Regions from separate parts of the Homo sapiens genome. Here region 2 is linked to region 1. Evidence: chromatin loops called from intact Hi-C (ENCODE). Cell type or tissue: CD4-positive, alpha-beta T cell. All regions are shown on one strand. Each heading gives the region's core, and the rest is flanking DNA. Links, peaks and the distances in the headings are about the cores only.

Evidence for each region. Peaks named below come from ENCODE experiments on the same cell type or tissue, not always from the same donor. Only the 100,000 strongest peaks of a DNase experiment are listed, where the experiment ranks them.
Region 2: a loop joins it to region 1, with 16 times the contacts of the local background. A loop is called at or near these places in 2 of 110 quality-filtered maps.

The regions. Positions count from the first base shown.
Region 1 is chr16:58,482,910-58,497,014 of GRCh38, forward strand. It overlaps a transcript of NDRG4 not described here and the pseudogene RNU6-103P. Among named protein-coding and RNA genes, the nearest start is that of NDRG4, 10 kb to the right of the region's middle. RefSeq lists silencers at 4,662-5,013, 9,816-10,110 and enhancers at 4,923-5,082, 12,722-13,277, 13,278-13,833. In CD4-positive, alpha-beta T cell, for the core only: CTCF peaks have their summits at 4,989 (motif pointing left) and 5,191; a DNase peak (open chromatin) is centred at 4,982; H3K27me3 peaks cover 223 bases.
Region 2 is chr16:57,752,829-57,763,088 of GRCh38, forward strand. KATNB1 (katanin regulatory subunit B1) reads left to right here. Exons shown (of 20, transcript NM_005886.3): 10 at 1-100; 11 at 249-439; 12 at 561-691; 13 at 1,117-1,167; 14 at 2,102-2,169; 15 at 2,291-2,410; 16 at 2,517-2,666; 17 at 3,013-3,089; 18 at 3,164-3,238; 19 at 3,528-3,644; 20 at 3,986-4,416. The coding sequence ends at 4,118. It overlaps KIFC3 (kinesin family member C3), which reads right to left. Exons shown (of 20, transcript NM_001130100.2): 13 at 9,312-9,442; 14 at 8,585-8,708; 15 at 8,214-8,343; 16 at 7,898-8,127; 17 at 7,454-7,588; 18 at 6,900-7,008; 19 at 6,297-6,325; 20 at 5,389-6,081. The coding sequence ends at 6,321. Among named protein-coding and RNA genes, the nearest start is that of MIR6772, 14 kb to the right of the region's middle. RefSeq lists enhancers at 4,161-4,800, 4,389-4,683 and a silencer at 4,482-4,631. In CD4-positive, alpha-beta T cell, for the core only: CTCF peaks have their summits at 4,529 (motif pointing right) and 4,732; a DNase peak (open chromatin) is centred at 4,563.

The sequences.
Region 1 (14,105 bases), core at 1-8,000:
GTAGTTGGATTACAGGCACCCGCCATCACGTGAGCTCAGCTAATTTTTGAATTTTTAGTAGAGACAGGGTTTCGCCATGTTGGCCAGGCTGGTCTCGAACTCCTGGCTTCAAGTGATCCACCTGCCTTGGCCTCCCAAAGTGCTGGGATTACAGGTGTGAGCCACCGTGCCCAGCCCCCCAGTGTATTTTCAAACACCCCCACCATCTCCTACCACTGCTGAATTTGTTCTCCCGATTCAGCAATTGCTTTTTTCTGTAGGATGTATAACTACTACTGATCAATTTAAGCATTTATGGGATAGTTCCAGGAATGATCACAGTCATGGCTTCTATTTTTAACCCTAATAATCAGAGGGTTCGCCTGGCCGGGGTCTCAGCATGGAATCACAGTTACAGAAGCATAGTGGGAGGGGCCTGCTGGCTGCATGGTGGGAGCTGAGTGCTCCTGTTTGCCTTTAAAAAAAAAAGAAGAAGGAGAAAAGGAGAAAAAACACAAATCAGCAACCAGAAGTAATTAAACTGAAATGCAATTCCTCTTAAGGAATCCATGCCACTAACACAGCGCAGGAGCCCATTTCCACACTCCCCGGTGCTCTTTTGCCCTTGAGGGGCCTCTTACATGTCTCTGTCCCCCAGCCAAAGGGGCTGTTTCCTCTCCCTCATCCCCTGTACCATCCCTCCCCTATGTACATCAGCTTAGCCCCTCTGCGTGCAGCTATGAATCTATCCTCTAACAGAAACAAGAGGAAAAACACAAAAAACTCCAAAGTTATCTTAAATCGGCAGGGAAAGGCAAGGAACACACTGATCACCTATGTGATTTTTGTTCCATTCAAATATGTACAAAAATCTTTCATTTAAAAGGCATTTTAGGCTGGGCATGGTGGCTTACGCCAGTAATCCCAGTGCTTTGGGAGGCTGAGGTAGGAGGATTGCTTGAGCCCAGGAGTTTGCGACCAGCCTGGCCAACATAGTAAGACCCCATCTCTACAAAAAATGAAAAGAAAAAATAGTCGGGCTCTGGTGGCACACACCTGTGGTCCCAGCTACTTGGGAGGCTGAGGTGGGAGGATCACTTGAGTCCAGGAGTTCGAGGCTGCTGTGAGCCATGATTGTGCCACTGCACTCCAGCCTAGAGTTTGCTTAGAGCAGAGCCAGGGTTTGTTTTGACCAAGACCCTGTCTCTGAACAAACAAAAAAGGTCATTTTTACACTTTGGGAGGCTAAGGCAGGTGGATCACCTGAGGTCAAGAGTTCAAGACCAACCTGACCAACATGGTAAAACCTCATTTCTACTAAAAATACAAAAAAAATTAGCCAGGCGTGGTGGCAGGTGCCTGTAATCCCAACTACTTGGGAGGATGAAGCAGGAGAATCACTTGAACCCAGGAGGCAGAGGCTGCAGTGAGCTGAGATCGCGCCACTGCACTCCAGCCTGGGCGACAGAGTAAGAATCCGTCTAAAAAAAAATTTATATATTTATTGTTTCTATTGTACCTCAGACTTCTCTGAGGTGGGCAACATGCTCTCATATTGCAAATAAGTGAGGCTTTGAGTGATTTGCTCAAAATAAAGCAAGCTGTTGAATGATAGAGGAGAAATGCCAGCCTGGTTGCAGTGGCTCCAGGCCTTACCCCTGAGAAGTAGAAGCATTTGGATTTATCCCAGGCCCATTTGGTGTGTACAGCTTCTGTCTGCCCAGGCCCAGGTCCCTGCACACGCGTCTCCTGGGAGAGCTCTTGTCTGCACCAGGAGCTGGGCAGGGCGGCTCCTGTCCCTTTAGGGAATAAGAGATCAAGAAGTGGAAAAGCATGATGGAAGGGAAAGAGCCATTGCTGGCCACTTCATAGACCCTGGCGTTCGCCCACCTCTGTGCTACTTAACTCCTTGGAGACCTTAGCCAGGCTTCATTAGTAGGACTCTCATTTTCTTATAACTTATCACACAGCTTCTTAAAAAAAATCATAACTTACTTTTTTTTTTTTTTTTTTTGATGGAGTCTCGCTTTGTCCCCAGGCTGGAGTACAGTGGCGCAATCTCGGCTCACTGCAAGCTCTGCCTCCCAGGTTCACGCCATTCTCCTGCCTCAGCCTCCCGAGTAGCTGGGACTACAGGCACCCACCACCATGCCCAGCTAATTTTTTTGTATTTTTAGTAGAGACGGGGTTTCACCAGGTTAGCCAGACTGGTCTCTTAACTCCTGACCTCGTGATCCACCTGCCTTGGCCTCCCAAAGTGCTGAGATTACAGGCATGAGCCACCACGCCCGGCCCATAACTTTCTTTAGAAGAAACTTCTCTGCCACCGTGCTGTGGAAATGTCTGCTCTGGCGTCTTTCTTGTGGAGCCCCACAACTCCAGCCAAGCCCTGGACTGTCTGTTTTTCATGGGCTGAGACATTCCCGGTTCTCTGGATGATGAGGTCTCTCTCTGCCCCCTTCCCCGCCACCACCTCCGTCACAGGCCATCTGTCCCTGCACTGCCCACTCTCAGCCCTTTTAATAGCATGGGCCTTGGGGAGGATGGTGTCCAGGGTGGTTTCATAACAGGCCGGGGGAGGGGGGCTACAGGGATACCCCAGGGCTACTAAGGGGTTTAATTGAGATGGGTGTTCAGGAAGGCAGGTGGCTAAAATGTCCTGATGCGGAAGAGTTTTCCAAGGAGGGGACCCCTCTTTCAGCTCTCCCAGCCCCCACACCCTGGATGGATGGGTGAGTGTGCACACATCTGAAAGGATGGAAATGGGAGCGGGAGAGCCTTGAGGATGCCTTTCTAAAAATACAGCCCATCTGCATTGTGTTAGCTGGTTTCCTCGGAAACCACTGGGAGCCGGGACTCCAGCATGGCACGTGCACAGGGACCCAGGCCTGCTTTTTCATTTATTGTAACAGGAATTTTCCCATTATATTAAATAATATTTTATTATTGACACACAGTTTATCTTGTACCCTATTGATGGACATTTTCTTCCAATTTTTTTCTGTGTTATAAATGGCACTGTGGTAAGAATTCTTATAGATAAATTATTTGTTGCCATCTCTGGTTTCCTTAGGCAATTTCTCCACGGGAGAGGATTGCTGAGTCTGAGAGTATGAACCTTTTAAATAGTTTTAATTCATTTGTAAAACTGCCCTCCAGAAAGATATGTCCATTTATATACTTACAAGCCATATAAGAAGGTGCCTGTTTCAGTGCACCTTCGCTAGCGGTGTAAACTTTGCCAATGCCATTGGCAAAAAAAGAAAGAGCTATCCATTCATTCATTCATTTGAGACACGGTCTTGCTCTGTCACTCAGGCTGGAGTGCAGTGGTGCAATCATAGCTCCCTGTAGCCTTGAACTCCTGGTCTCAAGTGATCCTCCCACCTCAGCCTCCTGAGTAGCTGGGACCACAGGCTCTCACCACCACACCCAGCTACTTTATTTTTTTCGTAGAGATGGGGCCTTGCTATGTTGTCCAGGTTGGTCCTGAACCTCTGGGCTCAAGCACTCCTCCGGCCTCAGCCTCTCAAAATGCTGGGATTATAGGCATGAGCCACTGTGCCTGGCCAAAAAAAAAAAAAGTATCTTAATTTAAATTTCTTTGACTTCTAGTGAGCTTGAATATTTTTCCATGTATGTACTGGCCAATTTAAATTCTTTTATGAATTTCTAGATTATGTCCTTGGCTAGTTTTTCTCTTGGTGCATTCTGACCTCTGCCATCCTGAAGTTGAGGGATGGTGGTGCCATTCCTAGAGGAATTGTGGGGTCCTGGGACCCTCTGTCTTCCTTCCCTCACCACTGGCTCCTACACACACACACACACACACACACACACACACACACACACACACACACACGCCTGCATGTATGACCCATTCTTCCTCTGAGGTTCAGAAACCCCTGGGGTTTCCCAGCAATTAGGGCCCGGGCCCACCCTCTGGCAGCTGAGCAGCCCCTGTGTATCACCCCTCCCTGTTGGTGGCCTGAACTGAGACCTGCACCCCCTCTTTCAACATCACTCGGCCTGCCACACCACCAGGGCCTCTACTCCCACCCACCCCTCCCTGGCCCATCTTCACAGAGGCTTGTCCTGGGAGCCCTCTGGGGAGCTCTCAGCTCTGTTCCTCTCCAGTCTCTCTATCCTCCAGAACCCCACTGTCCCCTTCAGACACCAGAGGCCCTCGGCAGGGGACTTCTGTCTGCGTCTGACCCTGTGTTTGGCCTCCCTGCACGTGCCCTTCTGTTTCTCAATAAAGGCAGAATGTTGCATGTAATTGTTTTAGGAATCATGACGTTGCTTTTCTGTTTTATTTGGAAACGTTTTAATTTTTAAGAGCAAATAATAGGCTGGGCATGGTGGCTCACACCTGAAATCTCAACACTTTGGGAGACCAAGACGGGTGGATCACTTGAGGTCAGGAGTTTGAGACCAGGCTGACCACCATGGTGAAACCCCGTCTTTACTAAAAAACACAAAAATTAGCAAGGTGGTGGTGTGCACCTGTAATCCCAGCTACTTGGGAGGCTGAGGAAGGAGAATCACTTGAACTCAGGAGGCGAAGGTTGCAGCGAGCCAAGATTACGCCACTGCACTCCAGCCTGGGTGACAGAGTGAGACTCCGTGTAAAAAAAAAAAAAAGAAAAACGGAAAAACAAATACTATAATGGTATCCCCCAAGCCAGACAGGCGGGTCTTGCAGACGGAGGCCTGGGGGCCCTAAGTGCCTGAGTGGGCTGCGCTTGGGGGCCAGGGGGACAGTGCATCTGGTTTCCGCGCTCCCGCCCCAGCCCCGACTTGCGCTGTCCTTCTCCGCCCGGGCGTCCCCGCCGCAGCAGGCCTCAACCTCGCCCTCCCTCCCTAGGCCTCCTGCTCCACGACGTGACCATGGCCGGGCTGCAGGAGCTGCGATTCCCTGAGGAGAAGCCGCTGCTCCGGGGCCAGGACGCCACCGAGCTGGTGAGTTGGAGTCGCGCCTTTGAGGTCTTAGGGCCGAGCGCGCCACCTCGTGGCCAAGAGGGAGACCGCGTGCCTTTCCTGCAGCCGACCCTCCCTAGGGCCAGCCACACCGAGAAGCCCTGTCCCTGCCTGTGGGGGGAGTTCCGGCAGGCCTGAGTGCCACCCAGACCCAGCCAGCCTCACGGTGGCTTCAGCCGTCTTTGAGGCTAAAGGCGCCACAGGAGAGTTATCCCGGCTTTAATGACGAGAAAACCGAGGCACAGAGAGGTGAACCCAGTTGGCCAAGGTCACACAGCTAGTGGGGAATGAGGCCATATCAACCCCTGTTTCTGGACAGCCCAGGAGCCCCAAGTGCTGGCTCCAGCAGGGCATGCTGCTCCTCCGTCTGTGCGCTCTTTTCCTTATCTGCCTCCCAAGCCTCTGCGGCACCTGGGCAAGTCTAACCAACAGTGCCACCCGGGGCAGTGGGACAGAGGCATCACAGGTTATGATTTTGTCCCAAAGACCCCTCCGTCAAGGGACAAGGCATTAGAGGCCAGAGTGACTTTCATGCCACCCTTTTTTGTTGTGACAACACCCTGTCCACCTTCCCTTTCCCTCCCTCCCAGTGCCGTCATACTGGTGACTGTGACACAAACCACTTTCAAAAAGTGTGGGTTCCCTGCTTGTTGGATTCTGAGGCATCAGGGCTGGGGTCCCTGCAAGTTATGCTGCCCGGACCCCCTTCTTTTACAGATGGGGAGGCCAGGAGCCCAGCCCCTCAAATCTGCAGGGCACTGTAGTCTGCCCTGCCCTGCCTCCCCAGCCTCCCATCACCAGGAGGGGAGCCCAGGAGCTACTGAGCAGCCAGGATTGGAACTGTGCAGCCAGCCAGGGATCCAGGGATCCAACCACATGAGGTTGCAGTCCTGCCCCCAGGAAGAGTACAGTGTTATCTTCCAGACAGAACCTTGAGTTAACTGATAAGGCCTGGCTTATCCGAGGGCAGCCACGGATAAGCTGCCCTGGTGGGGTGGTGACTGCACATTTTTCAAGCCCTTTATTCTAAGTTTACTTGCTCCCTGGTCTGAGCCTCCATCAGCTGCTACCCCAGGATGCTTGCAGAAGCCTCCTTGCTGGTCTTTTTGCTTCTGCCTTCGCTCTGTACCCTTTTAAAATAAGCCATGAGCTGGGCATGGTGGCTCACACCTATAATCCCAGCACTTTGGGAGGCCGAGGTGGGCAGATCACCTGAGGTCAGCAGTTTGAGACCAGCCTGGCCAACATGGTGAAACCCTGTCTCTACTAAAAATACAAAAATTAGCCCGGGCGTGGTAGTGGGCGCCTGTAATCCCAGCTACTCAGGAGGCAGAATCGCTTGAACCCGGGAGGTTCAACCCCAAGACTGCACCGCCGCACTCCAGCCTGGGCAACAGAGCAAGACTGTCTCAAAACATAAATAAATAAAAAATAAGCCATGTCACTTCTCTGCTTAACGAGCCATCTCAGTCAGACATGGGACCCAGGATGCAATCTGCACCAGCTCCCCCGCCTGTTCCCAGCTTACTTCTCTCTAGCCTCCTTGAACATGCCCATCATATTCCTAGTACATCTGCTTGGGATACACTAGCCCAGAAATTTGCAGGGCTGGCTCCACTCCTTGTTTTATTCAGGCCTCTGCTCAAATGCTCCCTCCTCAGAGAGTCCCTCTCTAACCCCTGGGTCTAATATTGAAACCCCAACATGCTCTGGCCCTGGCCGTGTCACTTAGCCTGGTTTGTGTCTGCCCCGCCCCGCAGGTTCCCAGGACAGAGATCTGTTCTGTTTTGCACCCCCAGGTCTCCCCAGTGCCTCACACAGCACACATAGCTCTCAGTAAAAACATGGGCTGGGTGGAAGCCACAGATGGTGATACAGCTCAGAAGGAAGAAGTTTCTCAGAACTTTCTAAAAAGTGCCCCCCTACTCCCCACTCCTGCCTGTGTCTTTCTTTCTGTCTTTTCCTTCTTTCTTTCTTTTTTTTTCTTTTCTTCTGAAGCAGGGTCTCACTCTGTCACCCAGGCTGGAGTGCAGTAGTGCCATCATAGCCCACTGCAGCCTCAACTTCCTGGGCTCAAGTGATCCTCCTGCCTCAGCCTCCCGAGTAGCGAGGATCTTAGGCATGTGCCACCACAACTGGCTAATTTTTCCATTTTGTAGAGATCAGTCTTGCTCTGTTGCCCAGACTGGTCTTGAACTTCTGGGTGCAAGTGATCCTCCTACCTCAGCCTTCCTAAGTGCTGGGATTACAGGCCTGAGCCTCTGTGCCTGCCTACCAGCCTGTCTTTTGAGGCATGAAAGCAGAGTTCTCCTGTGAGGTTTTGATAGGGCAGATGGTGGCCCTTGGGGACCCCTGCATCCCATCGCAAGTGCTGAAGTGTGCAGGTTGCGGGACAGCCGCACGGAGGTGCTGCCTGCTGGTATGGAGTGTGCCTCTGTGGTCCAGCAGGGCCCCCCAGTACAATGGGGAGAACTAGGGCATCTTGGCCTGGTAACTTCCATGCCTGTCTCTTCCACTGCCCACCTCAGCTGGGCACCCTTCTCTGCCTACCCTGGCCCAGCCCTCACTGCCCCTCCCTCCCTGACTCAGTGGGCACACTCCTGCCTCCTCATGCCCTCTGGGCACCCTGGCCCTACTGCAGGTGGTGTCTCTATCTACCCATCACGAGGACCAGAGTTTGCCACTATAACATCCTCACCCCTGCATGAGGGTCTCCGTTTCAGATCCTGTGGAGGCTTCTTCCCTCTTTCATGAGTCAGCACAGGCCCCATGCTGTGGGCCTGGGCACATCTGCTTTTTCCAAAGGCACCTCAAAAGCCCCATTCCCGCCAGACATGTTGGCTCACGCCTGTAATCCCAGCACTTTGGGAGCCCAAGGTGGGCGGGTCACCTGAGATCCGGAGTTCAAGACCAGCCTGGCCAACATGGCGAAACCCCATCTCTACTAAAATTATAAAAATTAGCTGGGCATGGTGGCGCATGCCTGTACTCCCAGCTATTCGGGAGGCTGAAGCAGGAGAATCACTTGAACCTGGGAGGTGGAGGTTGCAGTGAGCCAAGATTACACCACTACACTCCAGCCTGGGCGACAGAGCGAGGCTCTGTCTCAAAAACAAAATAAAAGCCGGCCGGGCATGGTGGCTCACACCTATAATCCCAGCACTTTGGGAGGCCGAGGCGAGCGGATCACTTGAGGTCAGGAGTTCGAGACCAGCCTGACCAACATGGTGAAACCCTGTCTCTACTAAAAATACAAAATTAGCCAGATGTGGTGGTGAGCTCCTATAATCCCAGCTACTCGGGAGGCTGAGGCAGGAGAATCACTTCAACCCGGGAGGTGGAGGTGGCAGTGAGCCCAGATCTCACCAGTGCACTCCAGCCTGGGAGACAGAGTAAGACTCTGTCTCTAAATAAATAAAGCCCCACCCCACACCCGACACAGCCTCCTGGATGCTGCAGCGTGGCACCCCATGCAGTCCTACCCCCTCTCTCTGTCTTCAAGAGCTAGTCTGGCTCTCTCAGGCTGTGGCGCTCACAGACGATTCTCCTTTTCCAGCTGCAGTGCTGAAAGCATCCATCCTTTTCACTTTTTTTTTTTTCATTTTATTTAAGACAGAGTTTTGCTTTTGTTGCCCAGGCTGGAATGCAATGGCGCGATCTCAGCTCACCACAACCTCCGCCTCCCCAATTCAAGTGATTCTCCTGCCTCAGCCTCCCAAGTAGCTGGGATTACAGGCATGAGCCACCACACCCGGCTAATTTTGTATTTTTAGTAGAGATGGAGTTTCTCCATGTTGGTCAGGCTGGCCTCAAACTCCCAACCTCAGGTGATTGGCTCGCCTTGGCCTCCCAAAGTGCTGGGATTACAGGCATGATCCACTGTGCCCAGCCCCATCCTTTTCACTTTTTATTTATTTTTTGTTTAGAGATAAGTCTGGCTCTGGCACCCAGGCTAGAGTGCAAGGGGTGTGACCATAACAGCCTCCTCCTTCAGGGAGGTTAGAGAGGGCTCAAGTGATCCTCCTACTTCAGCCTCCTGAGTAGCTGGGACTACAGGCATGCACCACCATGCCTGTCTCATTTTTCTATTTTGTAGAGACATGGGATCTTTCTATGTTGCCCAGGCTGGTCTCGAACTCCTGGCCTCAGGCATTTCTCCCACCTCAGCCTCCCAAGTAGCTGGGATTACAATCGTGAGCCACTTCACCTGGCACCCTGTTCACTTTTTAAATGTTCTGCCATTTGCCAGGTGCAAATTCTTTCAGTCCAGTGGGAAGTGAGGATTTCCACACATCTACTCACAGCCTGCCCGCCCACTGCTGGAGCCTGGCTTTTGCCTTTGGAGACTCCAGTGCCTGGCCTGTCTGGGTTCCTCTGCTCCTATGTCCCCATCCTGCCTCCCACACACCACTCCTCTGCCTCCCTCAGCTGGGCCCGCACTGCCACCTGTTCTCCTCCTCGTGCTCACCCTGTTCCCACGGGACTTCAGGGGCCTCTGCATGGGCTTCTATTCTTCCTGCATTTTCTTGGCTTTTGAGTCCTTCCCCTCCCACACCCTTCATCTCCTGGGGCCCCCAGACCCAGAGAGCATACAGCACACCCTGCCATTATCTGCTCCACCGTGTGTGTGTGTGTGTGTGTGTGTGTGTGTGTGTGTGTGTGTGTGTGTGTGTGTGTGTGTGTGAGAGACAGACAGACAGTCTCGCCCTGTCACCCAGTCTGGAGTGTAGTGCCACAATCTTAGCTCACTGCAGCCTGGACCTCCTGGGCTCAAGTGATCCTCTTGCCTCGGCCTTCCAAAGTGCAGGAATTGCAGGTGTGAGTGACCACGCCCGGCCTTCTTTTTTGTTAGCTTTTGCTTGTAACAAAACTGCCGCCTCTGTCCTTCTCTGAGATAATTGCCCTCTTAAGGTCCCGAGTATAGACATCTCCCCTTCCTTCTCCTCAGCCCGCTTGTGCAAGGTCTTTGAGTGAGAGATTCATGATCAGCCCCAGGCCCTTGTCCTCCCCCTCCAGCCCCATCCTTTCCCTCCTCTCCTTCCCTCCTCCCTGCAGAGCCACCACAGGCCTGGAACGAATCTGCAGAAGAAGCCCAAGTGGGTGTGGCCATTCTCTATGTGACAGTCGCAGGCAGCCCAAAGCCTGGCTTTCCCCTTTGGGCATGGGAACCCCTAGTGCCCTCTGATTTTTCTCCACCACCTGGCCTGCTGGAATGCAGGTGGCTGAACTCTTCCTTATTTTGGGAAAAATGGCAGAAATACTGGTTTCATTCTTCTGCTTTCCACTCCTGTGATTTGGGGTCATTTTCCTCCTTGTACTTACCTAGCTGACTGCTTCCCTCATCCTCCTGTGGCACCCTATTTCTCATGTGACTGTCTCAGTCATCCGTGGTTTGTTTTTGTTTGTTTGTTTGTTTTTGAGACAGAGTCTCACTCTATCACGCAAGCTGGAGTGCAGTAGTGCAGTCTCAGCTCACTGCAACCTCTGCCTCCCAGGTTCAAGTGATTCTCCTGCCTCAGCCTCCCTAGCAGCTGGGATTACAGGCATGTGCCACCACACCCAGCTAATTTTTGTATTTTTAGTAGAGACACGGTTTTGACACGTTGGCCAGGCTGGTCTCGAACTCCTGGCCTCAGGTGATCTGCCCGCCTCAGCTTCCCAAAGTGCTGGGATTACAGGCATGAGCCACCATGCCTGGCCAATCCATGTATTTATTCCTTAGGAGGATCTGTAGCAGGCACAGTCCAGTGCTGGGATACAAAGGGCAGAACGATGGGCAACACTGAGCTTCTCCTCTAATCCTCACAACACTGAGGCTCGGAGGCTGAGTGAGCTGCCCGGGAGTTCACAGCCTCGCAGAGCGGGGCAGAGAGGTTTCTAGGCAGACGCAGGGGAAGGCAAGGCAGAACCTGTGAGTTCTCCTTTACCTGGACGTGTGCTGGTCCCTGATTAGTTTCCCTCACCAGGCCTGAAAGTGGCCCGAGTCTGAGCTGGCCAGCTGTCTTGTTGTACAGATGGGGAGACGGGGACCCAGAGTGGGTGAGTCGCACAGCCAGAGCCAGGCCCCCGCAGAGTGTCTGTGGGCCCCTCGGCCTCAGGGAGAGCCTGGCAACTCAGACGCGGGGTTCCAGCCCCCGCTCCTCCCCAGCCATCTGTGCAGCCTCGTAACCTGTGGGTGCATTTTGAGCCTCTCTCCCCTCATCGGTGAAGCCTGATTGTTCATCCAGATCTGTTTGTGTCTGGGGAGCCCCTTCCATGCCAGCATCATACTGAGAGCACAGCTAGATGTGGTCCCGCCCTCGTGGTGCCCGCGGTCCGGTGGGTAGAACACGCACTAGCCAGACTCAAACGGTTCACTGTGAAGTAAGCTCCAGTGATCTGAGGCACAAAGCGACCAGGTCTGGAGAGGTGGGAGCAGCTGCCACTGTAACTTTGTGTGGATTGGAAAAGGTCCCTCTTTCCCCCTCACTGTGTGGGCCTCAGCTTCCCCATCCCTACAAGTGGGCATGTTAGTCACGCCCACCTCCCCCCTTCCCTCCCTTCCTTCCACCCTTGTGGCCTGATGGTCAGACCATGAAAAACATCTATGGGAGCAGAAGGGCAAAGTGACCAACAGCAAGGATTTGCAGTGGGACATTCCAGCACTTTCTAGCCCTGTGACAGCCTCTCTGAGCCTCACCCTTGTGGCCTGTAAGATGGAATCCACACCTCCTTAATGAGGACGCTCACACGCTCCTCCACCAAGTACTTGGTAGCCAATGCCTGGCACTTCGGTGAGCCCTTGGTCACTTTTGTTAACATTGAGACAGACTGGTGGGCTGGGTGCGGTGTTTCATGCCTGTAATCCCAGCGCTTTAGGAGGCCAAGACAGGAGGATCATTTGAACCCAGGAGTTGGAGGATACAGTGAGCTGTGATTGCACCACTGCACTCCAGCCTGGGTGATAGAGTGAGACCCTGTCTCTAAAAAAAAAAAAAAAGAAAAGAAAAGAGAAAAGACAGACTAGGGGACAGAAATTGAGTCTGCTAAGGCCCCACGGGCTCCCCAGACCAGCCAGGGCCTAACTTGCCACCCCCTCTGTTTGCCTTCCCCTAGGAGAGCTCCGATGCCTTCCTCTTGGCTGCAGACACAGACTGGAAGGTAGGTCAAGGCTCAGACCCCCAAGATGTGGGACTGACAGCTGGCAGCCCCTCACCCCACCTGGCCAGGTCCCAGAGGAGGGTCACAGCCCTTCTGTGTGCCCCCTGCCTAACAGAGAGATGCTGGGGTGGGAGATGAACTGGCCCTGCTTCTGCGAGCAGCAGGGAAGAGACGGGGCCTCTAGGGGGAGTGAGAATGGAAAAGAGAGTGAGGGATGTTGTCATCTGAATCAGCATTTTCCTCCAATGAAAGGCAGGTTGACTCTAAAATAGCTCCTGTTTCCATGACAGCTGTTGCCAGGACAACCCTGTCCTCCTTAGTTGATGCCAGGTTCTCCGTGGAAACTGAAAGCGCCCTTTGTTTTTATTCCTCCGGGTGATGATGTTGCTCACTCGGCCAGTCGTTTCTCCCCTCTGAGTCCCACAGTGACCATTGATTTCCGGGTCTGGGAAAATGCCTGACAGCAGACACAAGGGAACCCTGCTGGGTTCTGGGGCCCCACTGGCCATCCCGACATGCTGAACCAATTCAGACCCTTCCTCCTGGTAAGGTGGAAGCAGCTCCCGAGTCTCTGTCCTTGCCTGGGCCTGACCTGGTTTTGGGTCAGCCTCCAAGCCCCGTGACAGCACCAGCCAAGTGGTCTGGATGCAGGGGTGACACGGAGGCGGGGCTGCCCTTTGGCTCGTCCCCCAGTGGGAGCAACGCGAGGATCAGTGTGAGAATCTGGGCCTGTGTGCTGGTCCCTCGGTCACGCGCCACTTCAAGGACGAGAGGGGAGACTTCAGGGCAGCCAATGTACATGTGCTCAGATCCTCCGGGAATGCCATCTCCAAGCACAAAGGGCTCTGGAGCTGGAAGGAGAGGCTAGGGTTCCGGCAGTGGGGAGTGAATGGGAGCCCAGGAGGTGGGATGGGAGGGAAGTGGTCGGGAGCTGGCCCAGGCTGGTGGGAAGGGACAGCCGGAGATCAGGGCAGGCTCACCAGGGGATTTTCTTTGTCCTCCATGCTGCAAATGAGGATGAGCTATGCAGGCAAATGGGCCCTGGAGGAGGGGGTTGGCCAAGTAAAATCTCAGAGCAGCCAGCCGGTGCCTCAACACACTGGTCCCACAGTGTGGGAGGCCGACGCCAACAGTGCTGATGCCAGCCCCAGCACACAGGCCCACGGTGTGGGGGACAGGCAGAGGGGAATCCTGGAGTCGTGGAGGAGACCCTACCATACCTCTGGGTTCCCAACTGCTGCTGCGAAGCTGCCTCTGGCCCCTGAGCCCTCTGAGCTGCAGCCCCGGAGTTGCGGGGCCCAGGGTGTGTGGGACCCCGGTTCTCAGGATCCTCTGCTTGGTAAAAGGCAGGTTGCATTAAAAGGCACCTTCCTGTCCACTCCTGTCACACCACATGGAGGCAGCATTTTTTTCGTTTTTTGTTTTAGAAAAGCAGCCACAAGAATGGATGGTCGTTATCTGGGCCAAGACCTGGCAGGGATTTTATCTCCTGCTCACTATGGCAGGCGTTGTCACTGTCCCCTGCCTCCGTGGGGGCAGCCAGTGGGGGAGGTAGTATAGCAGAGGGACTAACATGAGCCAGACAGACCTAGGTTCTGGCCCCGCCACTTCCAAGCATGTGACCTCCAGCCCAAGTCACTCCATTTGTCTACCGCATTTTCAGGGAGACAGGCAGCACGGACCTCCCGAGTGTTTCTAAGGCGATGGTGCCCATGGGCCCCTCATATGGACACTCAGCTGACCGTGACGAGTGGCCACCAGAGTGTGGAGTTAGCACCAAACTGCCTGGGTGTGGTTCCTGGCTCTGTGCCCACTAGCTGTGTGATGTTAGGCAGGTTACCAAACCTCCCTGTGCTTTATTTGCCTCATTTGTAAAGAGGGTATTAAGAGAGAAAATGAGTGCTCGCCCCAGCAGCACATATACCAAAATTGGAATGATACAGAGAAGATGAGCACGACCCCTGTACAAGAATGACCCACATATTCGTGAAGCCTTCCATACTTAA
Region 2 (10,260 bases), core at 712-8,711, 730 kb before region 1:
CTCACTGCGTGTCTACGGCTGGGAACCTGAGCGGTGCTTTGATGTGGTCCTCGTCAACTGGGGCAAGGTGGCCGACCTGGCCATCTGCAATGACCAGTTGGTGAGAGAGCCATGGCACCCACCGCCCCCCACTCCCACAGGGCCACCCGCCTCCCTCCAGCCCAGGCCCCTCCTCCTACCCCCACACTGGGGCTGGGATTTTGCCCCCTCGGCTTGCAGTCCCAGCCCCACCTCTCCGCTTTCTGCAGATAGGTGTGGCCTTCTCCCAGAGCAACGTCTCCTCCTACGTGGTGGATCTGACGCGTGTCACCAGGACTGGCACGGTGGCCCGGGACCCTGTGCAGGACCACCGGCCCCTGGCACAGCCACTGCCCAACCCCAGCGCCCCCCTCCGGCGCATCTATGAGCGGCCCAGCACAACCTGCAGCAAGCCTCAGAGGTGAGGGCCTGGGGGGCCTTCGGGGGCCCAGGAGAGGGACTGTCACAGGGGAAGCCTCGGAGTTCCAGCCCTGGGCCTCACAGGGCACCTGCTTCCGTTGGGCTTGGCCTCACGCTCCCAGGGTGAAGCAGAACTCAGAGAGCGAGCGCCGCAGCCCCAGCAGCGAGGATGACCGGGACGAGCGCGAGTCCCGCGCGGAGATCCAGAACGCCGAGGACTACAACGAGATCTTCCAGCCCAAGAACAGCATCAGTGAGGCCGGGCTCCCGCCCCCAGCCCAGCGTCCCCATCGGTGAAAGGGAGGCTGGGGGTCCTTCCAGGGTAGCCTGCTGTGGCTCCGCATCCCTTTAACTTCCTCCTAACCCACACCTGGGCTCCGTATCCTGTCCTCACGTTCCCTGGGCCTTGCCAGGCTGTGCTCTGATGGAACTGAGAGGGGGGCCTGGGCACTCCCCAGCAGCGGCCCAGCAGCTGCTCAGTGTCCCAGTCCCTGCCCTGCCAGGGACAAGTGGGCTGGGAGGGGCAGGACTGAGGGTTCCTGGGACCAGGAGCAGGGTCCACAGTCTGCAGCCGCATGCCTGGGAGCTACCCTCCGTCCCCCGCACTCTGGACAGGGCCCTGGGTCCCAGGTGGCCTGGCCAGGAGCGCTCACAGCCAGGGGCCTCTTTCCTCTGCAGGTCGGACGCCACCCCGGAGAAGTGAGCCCTTCCCTGCACCCCCAGAGGACGGTGAGTTGGGTGAGCCTGGTTTCCCAAGGTCTCTGATGCCCCCCCGTCCCTCATCTTCTCTTCCTGTGAACCCTCCCAACAAGCCCCTTCCCAGGACCCTCCCCTCTCAGGACACGACCCACACCCTCTCCCGCTGGGTCTCTGCCCTCTGCCTGTTATGTGCCAGGTCCCTGCAAGACCGATAGTGCCCCCGTAGGAGCCTGTGCCCTGGTGTGTGGGGGACAAACATGGACACCACCACACTGGGGGGCCTGCCAGGGGCACTCGGGCTGTGGAGGATGGAGAGGAGTCACTGGGGGCCCACCTTAGATGGGGTCTGCTGTAGACGGGATGATCGGGAGGCTCTCAGGAGGCCCAATGCCTGTCAAGGCCTGGGGGCCAGTGAGAAGAGAGAGAGAGAAGTGCTTCTGGCAGGAAGGGAGCTGAGAGGAGGTGAGCTGGGGCGAGTCCCAGCAAGAGGTCAGGCCCACAAGGCCTCAGCTGGGGGTTTGGATTAAGAAGGGAGAAAAATGATCTGCACTGTGGTTGGAGAACGGGCAGGCATGGGGCCACCTGTCCTGTAGAGTACCCCTGCCCTCCCCTCAGGGACCGTCCTTGCCGTCAGTCCTGGCTTTCCTAGGAGCCTCCACTTCCATCTTGCCAGTCATCCCAGCCCCCTCCACATACATGCCAGTGAAGGGACAGGATGGCCACATCCTAGAGCCCCCTGGGTCCCACCCACAGGCAGACCTAAGGTTGAGTTGGGGGAGAGGGAGGAGGCAGGTCCAGGCCTGCCCCAGGTCCTCTGGAACCCCCACGCCACTGGCCTGCAGCCTCCCCCATGCTCCTGCTCCATCCCCCCATTGCAGATGCTGCCCAGAGTCCCGCCCTGAGCCCTGCCCTTCTTGCCAGGCCCTTCTGGCCGGACCCAGTCATCTTTTCCTTTTGCCTCCAGACGCAGCCACAGCAAAGGAGGCAGCAAAGCCCAGCCCTGCCATGGATGTGCAGTTCCCGGTGCCAAATGTATGTCCATGGAGGGAGCATGGTGTGGGGCCTAGAGAAGGTCCTGACCCAGGGTTGGGGGTGCCTCGGGAGGCAGAGAGGGAGGCCCCAGGCCGGCAACCGCTGAGTTTCACACTTTCAGCTGGAGGTCCTGCCCCGGCCCCCAGTGGTTGCTTCCACACCTGCACCCAAGGCTGAGCCTGCCATCATCCCTGCCACCCGGAACGAGCCCATCGGGCTGAAGGCCTCCGACTTCCTGCCCGTGAGTAGGAGCCCAGCTCGAGGCATGGGTGGAGGTCTGTGGGTGGAGGGCAGAGCTTTGCTGCTGGCTCCTCCCATGCCAGCATCTGGGTGTCCATCCCACGCAGGCCGTGAAGATCCCCCAGCAGGCCGAGCTGGTGGACGAGGATGCCATGTCACAGATCCGCAAAGGCCACGACACCATGTGTGTGGTGCTCACCAGCCGCCACAAGAACCTGGACACTGTGCGGGCTGTGTGGACCATGGGCGACATCAAGGCAAGTGCCCACCCTTGCACAGGGCCTCATCTCGCCCCCCTGCCCCTGCCACCTGCCTGCCCGGGCTTGGGGCAGAACAAGAAGAGGCCACCCATGGGGGACAGTGTGGGATAGGCCATCCCTGACGTCACACCATCTGTTTCCGCCATCATCATCATCATCACAGACTGCCGTTTAGTGAGCATCTGTTTACATGCCTGGCCTTACACTCATTGCGTTAGGTGCAGTGCTGAATACCCACAGCCCCATCAGCACACCCACATTCACGTTCGTACCCCCACCCTCACCCTCACAGGGCCACACTGTCCCCCACTGCCCCACCCCTGACGGTGCTCTGTTTGCACAGACGTCGGTGGACTCCGCTGTGGCCATCAACGACCTGTCGGTGGTGGTGGACCTCCTGAACATCGTCAACCAGAAAGCGTAAGTGGCTGCAGAGGGGGAGTGGGCGGAGGGGCAGGGCTGGGCTGATGGCAGCATGTCCTGGCCTCTCCTAGCTCCCTGTGGAAGCTGGACCTGTGCACCACCGTCCTGCCACAGATTGAGAAGCTTCTGCAGAGCAAGTATGAGAGGTGCGTGTGGGGAAGCCATGCCTGCCTGAAGCAGGGGGAGGGGAGAGGTAAGAAGCCTCCTCCAGAACCATGGGAAGGACCCCCAAGAGCCTGGGTGTTCCTGTGAGCTGGCTGTGAAGCATTGCTGCCCCTCAACAGTCCGGAGGTGGGAGTGGAAACAGGCGTGTGTGGGTGTATGTGTGGGTGTGTCTGTGTCTGTTTCTGCCCCTCTCCTCCTTTGTTCCTTGCTGTTTCTCTTTCTGTCTGTGGCCCTTGGTCCATCTGTGACTTCATCCATCTCCCCCTAAAGCTACGTCCAGACGGGCTGCACCTCCCTGAAGCTGATCCTGCAGCGGTTTCTGCCCCTCATCACAGACATGCTGGCGGCCCCACCCTCTGTGGGTGTGGATATCAGCAGGGAGGAGAGGTGAGGGCAGCGCATGTGTTGGGGGCAGGGGTGCCACAACAGGTGAGGGGACAAAGGCCTGGAGGCCTGGGCCCCTCTTACTGACAGTCCTGCTGGGACAGAGTACAGAGGAGGCGTTGGTCTGGGGCCATGGCTCAGGGTGTGGGTGGGCTTAGCCAGAGCTGGGTTCCTCCATGGCCTGGCTGTGCCCACAATCCCTGGCAGGGCCTGGGTGGTTCCCCTCTGGGCCTCCGCCTTCCCTTGGGAGGAAGGGCTGGAGCAGTTAGGACAGCAAAGGCCCTGGGGTTGGGTGTGGGTGGTGGTGGTGCCAGCTAGCCCCTCAGGCACTGCCCTCTCTACAGGCTGCATAAGTGCCGGCTCTGCTACAAGCAGCTTAAGAGCATCAGCGGCCTGGTCAAGAGCAAGTCAGGCCTGAGCGGCCGCCATGGCAGTACCTTCCGCGAGCTGCACCTGCTCATGGCCAGTCTGGACTGAGGAAAGCAGTGGGCAGGGGCGCTCGGCAGCCCACAGGGCCTGGCCTCAGCCCCCACTCCTGTTCCTTGTGCACCCACTGGCCCATGAGCCTCTGCCTGGCCCCTGCTGCTGTCCTGTGGCCGTCCTGGAGGAGGTGATGCTGGTCCCTGGCCACCTCTACAGCCCTGAACTCTTGAGACAACTCTCTCCAGCAATAGCTGCCCAGCTTTGCCCAACTGTTGCTTCTTGGGGCAGCGAACTGAGCCCTGGGGCTGCTGCTGTAATTTATAAGGCAAATTTTATTAAATTTGTAACTATTCCCAGGTTTCCTTGTGGGGAATGTTTTCTGCTGGCCACAGGGCTCCCCGGGCCCAGGAGTGCCTGCCCCATGGTTTGAGATGAGGCCACACCCCCTCCAAGCCCGGGGGTGGGGCTCTGGGCCATGTGGCCAGCAGGGGGCAGCAGAGAATCAGGCCTCTGGGACAGCACCAGTTCAGCCAGTGCAGACTGGGAAGGAAGGGGAGGCGGCAACCACCCTTCCACCACTGGGTGTTGAGGTTAGGGGTGGCCCCCACCAGCCCGTTCCTCCCCACCTCAGCTACACTCAAGCTGTCTTATGGACACCCCCAGGATGCCTCCAGGGGCAGGACTAGAAGGGCACCTGCCCCTTCCTCTGAGCAGGGCTCCGATCAGCTGTCACTCCCTGCTGGAGTCCCCAGCACTGGCTGGCGGGAAAGGGCTCCCTGCTCCGTGGGCACTGCGACAGGTGGGCCCCCTCCTGCTCCCAAGGCAGGGACCAGGTACAGCCCCGCCCCGGGGTGGTCAGGGTCCTCGGCACTGGAGGAAGGTGGCGTGGACCTCTGGCCAGTTCACTGAAGAGGGAAAAGGCCAGGGCAAAGAGTGGGCAGTGGGTGGTGCCCAGCAGTAACCTGGAAGCCCAGCATGGTTTGGGCAAGGCTTTGATAGCCTTTGAAGCTCTCTCCAGCCTTAGTTTCCTTCCCATCAGTAACATGGAGGAATGCCCCTGTTGGGAGGTCAGTTATCGTGGGCACATGGTAGGTACCGCATGAGGCGACTGTGACCACAAACAACAGAGAAAGTGACCCAGGGTGGGACAGCGCAGGCTCCCCCCAGTTGTTTGTTAAGGACGCATGTCCCTAACTGACCTAGAGGACAGATCCCAGAGGGCTGTGGGGTGACCAGCCAGCGGGGGAGTCCACAAGACCTGCCAGTGCCCCGTCCCCCTAATCAGACCAAGAGGGGCTCACAGACCAACTTTTTCAGACCATACTTGTGTAAAAAGGCTTCTTTTATTTTAATAAGTAAAAATGGCTAAGCTTCCAAAAGTTCTTAAATAGGATTTCAGAGGGAAGAAAATTCGAGAGACCAGCGAGCCAGGCAGGTGAGCGAGCAGCAGAATCCCCCACCCGCTGGCTGCCTCTGCCAGCCATAAACACAGCACGGCCCCGTGGCGGGAGGCCATGCGCCTCCGCACACCCCCCAGCTGCGGGAACCCTCCTTGAAGGAGAGGGGCGGGGAGGGCTGCCATTGGTGCCACCAACCCACCCCAGTCCCCATGGTTCTTGGGTCTGCCCAGAGGCTCCTCGCCCACCCCCTAAGGAGGGGGCTGGCCAGCTCTGCAAGCTGAGGAGAGGGGCCGAGAAAGCCTGGGTGAGAGGCCCACCCTCCTCCACACTCCCGCCCTCCTCACGGGGCCCAGTTCGCTGATGGCCCAGGCCTGCCAGGAAGAGCAGCCACCCCCGCCTTTCCGCCCATGCAATTTGCACTCAGAGCCACAGCCGAGAGACACCGTTTCCTTCTGAACATGTTTCTCATCTTTGAGGGGAGACGGGGCAGAAGAAGAGCCTCCACTCTCGCCTCTACCTCCGGGGGTCCTGGCGCTGCAGCAGGGACAGGCCAGTGAGGGCCCAGCTTCAGGCCCAGCGGGGTCACATCCGTCACACAGGCAGTGGCCGCGACTTCCCTGCAGGGGCATGAGATCATCAGCCTCTTGTCCACTTGCCCACCGGCAGCCCACAGCAGTTGCCACCGAGAGCAGGAGGGAACCCAGCAAAAGCACATAGACAAGCGACAGCAGGGGCTAGACCCAGCTCTGAACAGCAGAACGTCCCAGCGCAGCCCTGCAACCCACTGCGGGCAGGCAGGCGGGCAGCCCTGGGCCACAGGCCCCACACTCACCTAGAGACTCTGCAGCCCCAGCCGTCAGGCTGAAATCAAAGTGACAGGCGTCTCACTGGTGGGCTTGCCTTGGGCCAGTACCCCACAAGACCCTGCTGCTGCTACCCCTTTGGACTCAAGGATGGGCCAGGCCCTCCCATGATCTGGGCTAAACAGGGGCTGGAGCCCTGGGTCCCGGTCCTGTGGCGGGGCTCACTCCTCACCTAGGAGGTAGGCAAGCCCGGCCCTTTCTACCCCCGGGGCAGCTGAGGCACAGGGAGGGGGCTGCAGGGGCTGCTCTGGAGGGGGCTTACTGCACAGGCTCAGCCAGCCCATGCTCAGAGAGCAGGGTCCCAGGGTAGAGTCAGCACCCCCGGCTGAGAGGCTGGGGTCTCCTTACACTGCCCCCTTCCCACAGACCTTCCATTTCCCACCTGCAGAACGGACACAGCACTGTCTGCCCTGACTACTGCCTGGGGGCAGGGGAGGTTGTAAAACAGGTTCTGGAGAAGGTGTAAGAACTTTTTAAAAAGGAAAGAAAAGAGAAAGCCCATCCAGGTAAGGGCAGCCTGGTGACTATTACCCTGGGGAGACTCCCCACCCACACTGCCACTCCAGGCTCACCCGAGGGCTGCAGCTTCCTCCGGATGGATCCAGGGCGGCTACTGGTCCCAGAGCTGGGGGCTGAGTGGGCCCGTGCCGAGGGCTGTGGCGTCTGACAAGCCGGCTCCCACTGTGAGCAGGGAAGGGCGGATGGGCGGGGGCCACGGCTGCCCTGGCTCCCCACCCTGCTGTGCTTCTCTCTACTCCCCTGCCCTGCCTCCTAACACCCAGTTTCCTCATCTGCAAAATGGGCATGATGTTTGTGCCCCAGCCTCAGTTATGGCAAGAATTAAATGAGATAATTCATGTAAAGAAGTCAACTAGTTACCACTGAGCATCTACTATGTGCCACCCCCACGGCCAGCTCGTCACCCCACAGGAACCTCCGAGGCCAAGAAGAAATACCTGTACTGAAGAGGCTGCTGGCTGTGGGTTCCAGCCGTAGCTCCACCCAACTCCGGCAGCTTCCCTGCCCCCACTGCTTCAGGACGTCCCCGCCCAGCTCCCTGCTCCTGCCATGACCCAAAGTCTCTGACCCAGGGCCACCTGAGCCAGGCCTGTGACAGTCCCCGTACCTCTAGATGCTCCTGGCTTGACCAGGACCCAAGCTCTGCCCTGCGTAGCCCAGGCCCCAGCTCCACAGAGCGCACCCTCTCAGCAAACTTGAGGGAATAGAGCGTCTCGCTAGTGTTCTTCTCCACGGGGGACACCTAGGGGACACGAGAGCTCACTGCCCACCCGGGCCAGCTGGAGGGGCAACAGGGTCACGAGAGGGAGCTCACAGCTGGGGCCGTCAGAAGGCTTCCTGGAGAGGCCTGAGGGATGGGGTGGGAGGGCAGGCAACATGGCAGAGGTGCTGTGGTCAAAGGTGGAGAGGAGGGACTGGGAGTTACACAGGGTGTGTGTGGCCAGGTCTAGGGGCGGGGAGGTCCATTTGCACAGCCTGGGGTGACTGGGTCTCACTGCTAGCGTAGCCCCTACATGCTAGGGACTGGCCCGCCCTAACCCAAGGTCCTCACCTGTACCACCATGAGGGTCTTGCTGTCACCACTAAGCGAATCCTGCAGCAGGTAGGTGAGCTTGGAGTTGCGGAAGGGCACGTGGCCCTGGCGGGAGCGCAGGGCAGCAATGACGTCCCCCAGAGCCGACAGCGACTTGTTGATGTGCTGCGCCTCCCGCAGGCGGCTGCCCTCGGCCCCCGACTTGCCCACGCGCTCCGAGCCAGCCAAGTCCACCAGGTTCAGCTTCCCTGCAGGGAAGGCACCCACCAGATCAGGCCTGCCCTGCCCCTTGGGGTTGTGGGGATCCTCAGGCCAGGCTGCCTGCCACTCTCACCCGTGGTGCGGAGGCCTGTGCTGCAGTCCACGCCTCGCACCGTCACGATGAGCAGCGCGTGCGAGCGGGAGCTGTGCTCGTTCAGGTTGGTGAACTCGGTCGTGCGATTAGTGTGGCCAAACTCAAACACCTGGGGGATTGGGAGGAGGGCAGAGGCACAGCGTTGAGAATGGGGTCCTCAGAGTCACCTGGCCCCAAGCACCCATGAGGAGTGGCACCACCCTCCGCAGTTTAGATGAGGAAACTGAGGCTCAGAGAGGCGTGCGGACTTGCCCAAGGGTGCGTGCTTAGGACACAGCAGAGCCTACATTCAAACCCAGTTGTGTCCTCTAGAGCAGTGTGGCTGTGGTCAGGGGCTCCCGCCTCCACACCTTGTTGATGTCGTCCACGCTCTGCACTTGGAACTCAGTCAGCCCTGGTACATACAGCTGCCCACTGCCGTCTGGGCACAGCCGGATCTCCAGTTTTTCCTGAGGCTCTTTCCCTAGCAGGTCCCTGGAGGGGCAGGTGAGACAGTCACCCCCTCCTCCCATTTCCAGCTGCTGTTTGCACTGCACCCAGCCCCCCAGCCAGGAATGTTCCCCCAACCCAGGAAGCCTTCTCCAGCCATCAGCTGAGTGCATCTCTCCTCCTCCAGCTCCTCCACCGCATTCAGCTGAAGACGTGGAGATCTCACTCCACAATACAATGAGCCCCTGTTGGCAGGGCCCCTAGCTGCCCACTCTCACCCATGGCCACCTGGTGTAGCCCACAGGTAGGGGCAAGGATTGCCTGGGTCTCAGAGAGAGCCCCTCCTCCCCCCAGAACCATCCAACCCACTGGGCTGAGTCAGGACTTGCAGCCAGGTCCCTTGACGGCCTCATCTGGTCCCTACACTCCCTTCACCTTGACGGCCTCATCTGGTCCCTACACTCCCTTCAGGAAGACCCCACTTCCTATCCCCCATTGCTCCAGCACCACCCCTGAGGATCCCAAAGCTGCCCCTGAGGCCTGCTCCCCACATACTGGGGGTCCCACCTGAGGACCTCGTTCCAGCACCACCCCGGAGGACCCCAAAGCTGCCCCTGAGGCCTGCTCCGCACACCCTGGGGCTCCCACCTGAGGACCTCATTGTAGATCTCCGCAGCGCTGACGGTGATGGTGTACTCCCAGTCAGACGCCTTCTCCTGCACCTCGGAGAAGAGCAGCTGCAGGGCCCGCTGGTTGATACCTGGGTTCTCAGCGGTCCCCTGGGGACAGAAGGAAAGGCCCCAGTAAGCCAGGCCTGTCCCCAAAGACGCTCGTGTGGTGTCTGTCCCCAAAGCCCCTTGACTACCCCTCACAAGCAAGCCTCCTTGCCCAAAGCTCTTACCTACCTGCCACTGTCCCCCAAAATGCCCTCCACCAGCTGCGGGCAACTGCACCTCTATTTCCCCACCATTAAAATGGCATCGCCCTGCCAGGACTACCCTGAGACTTATAGTGCAGCACTGGGATGAGGGGCCTGGCCCAGACCCCACACAGGGCAGCTGAGGGCCAGATGCATGCCTGGCCCTGTGGGGCCACCTGGGAGGGGCACTGGAAATGAATGACCCCGCCACTGCCCAGAAAGGCGCTCAGTCTCAGGGAGGCTGAGACCTGGGCTCTGTGGGTGGTAGAGAGGAGGCACAAGGAGGAGCGGGCCAGTGTCCTGGGGAAGGACGGGTGGGCCGGCCTTTCTAGAAGGAAACCTGGAGTCCCCACCCGGGACCTCGAGGCCCTGGGAGCCTGGCCCTCACCCCTCTTCTGATAGCACCTCTCACTCACTCTCTATTCCGGCCACAGGGGCCTCCTGGCTGGGCCTCAGGTGCCCCTGGCATGCTCTGGCCTCTTGGCCTCAGCCCTGCAGCTCCCTCTGCCCCGGGTACTCCTCTGACCGCCCCTTGGCCGGCTCCGTCATCTCCCTCAGGGAGGCTGCTCCCAAGATGCCCCCTCAGGGAGGCTGCTCCTTCGCCCAGCACCCCCAAATGCCCTGTCCCTCCCCCTAGTCAGTTCCGCATTCCTGGCTTTATTTTTCTCCCTGGCCTGA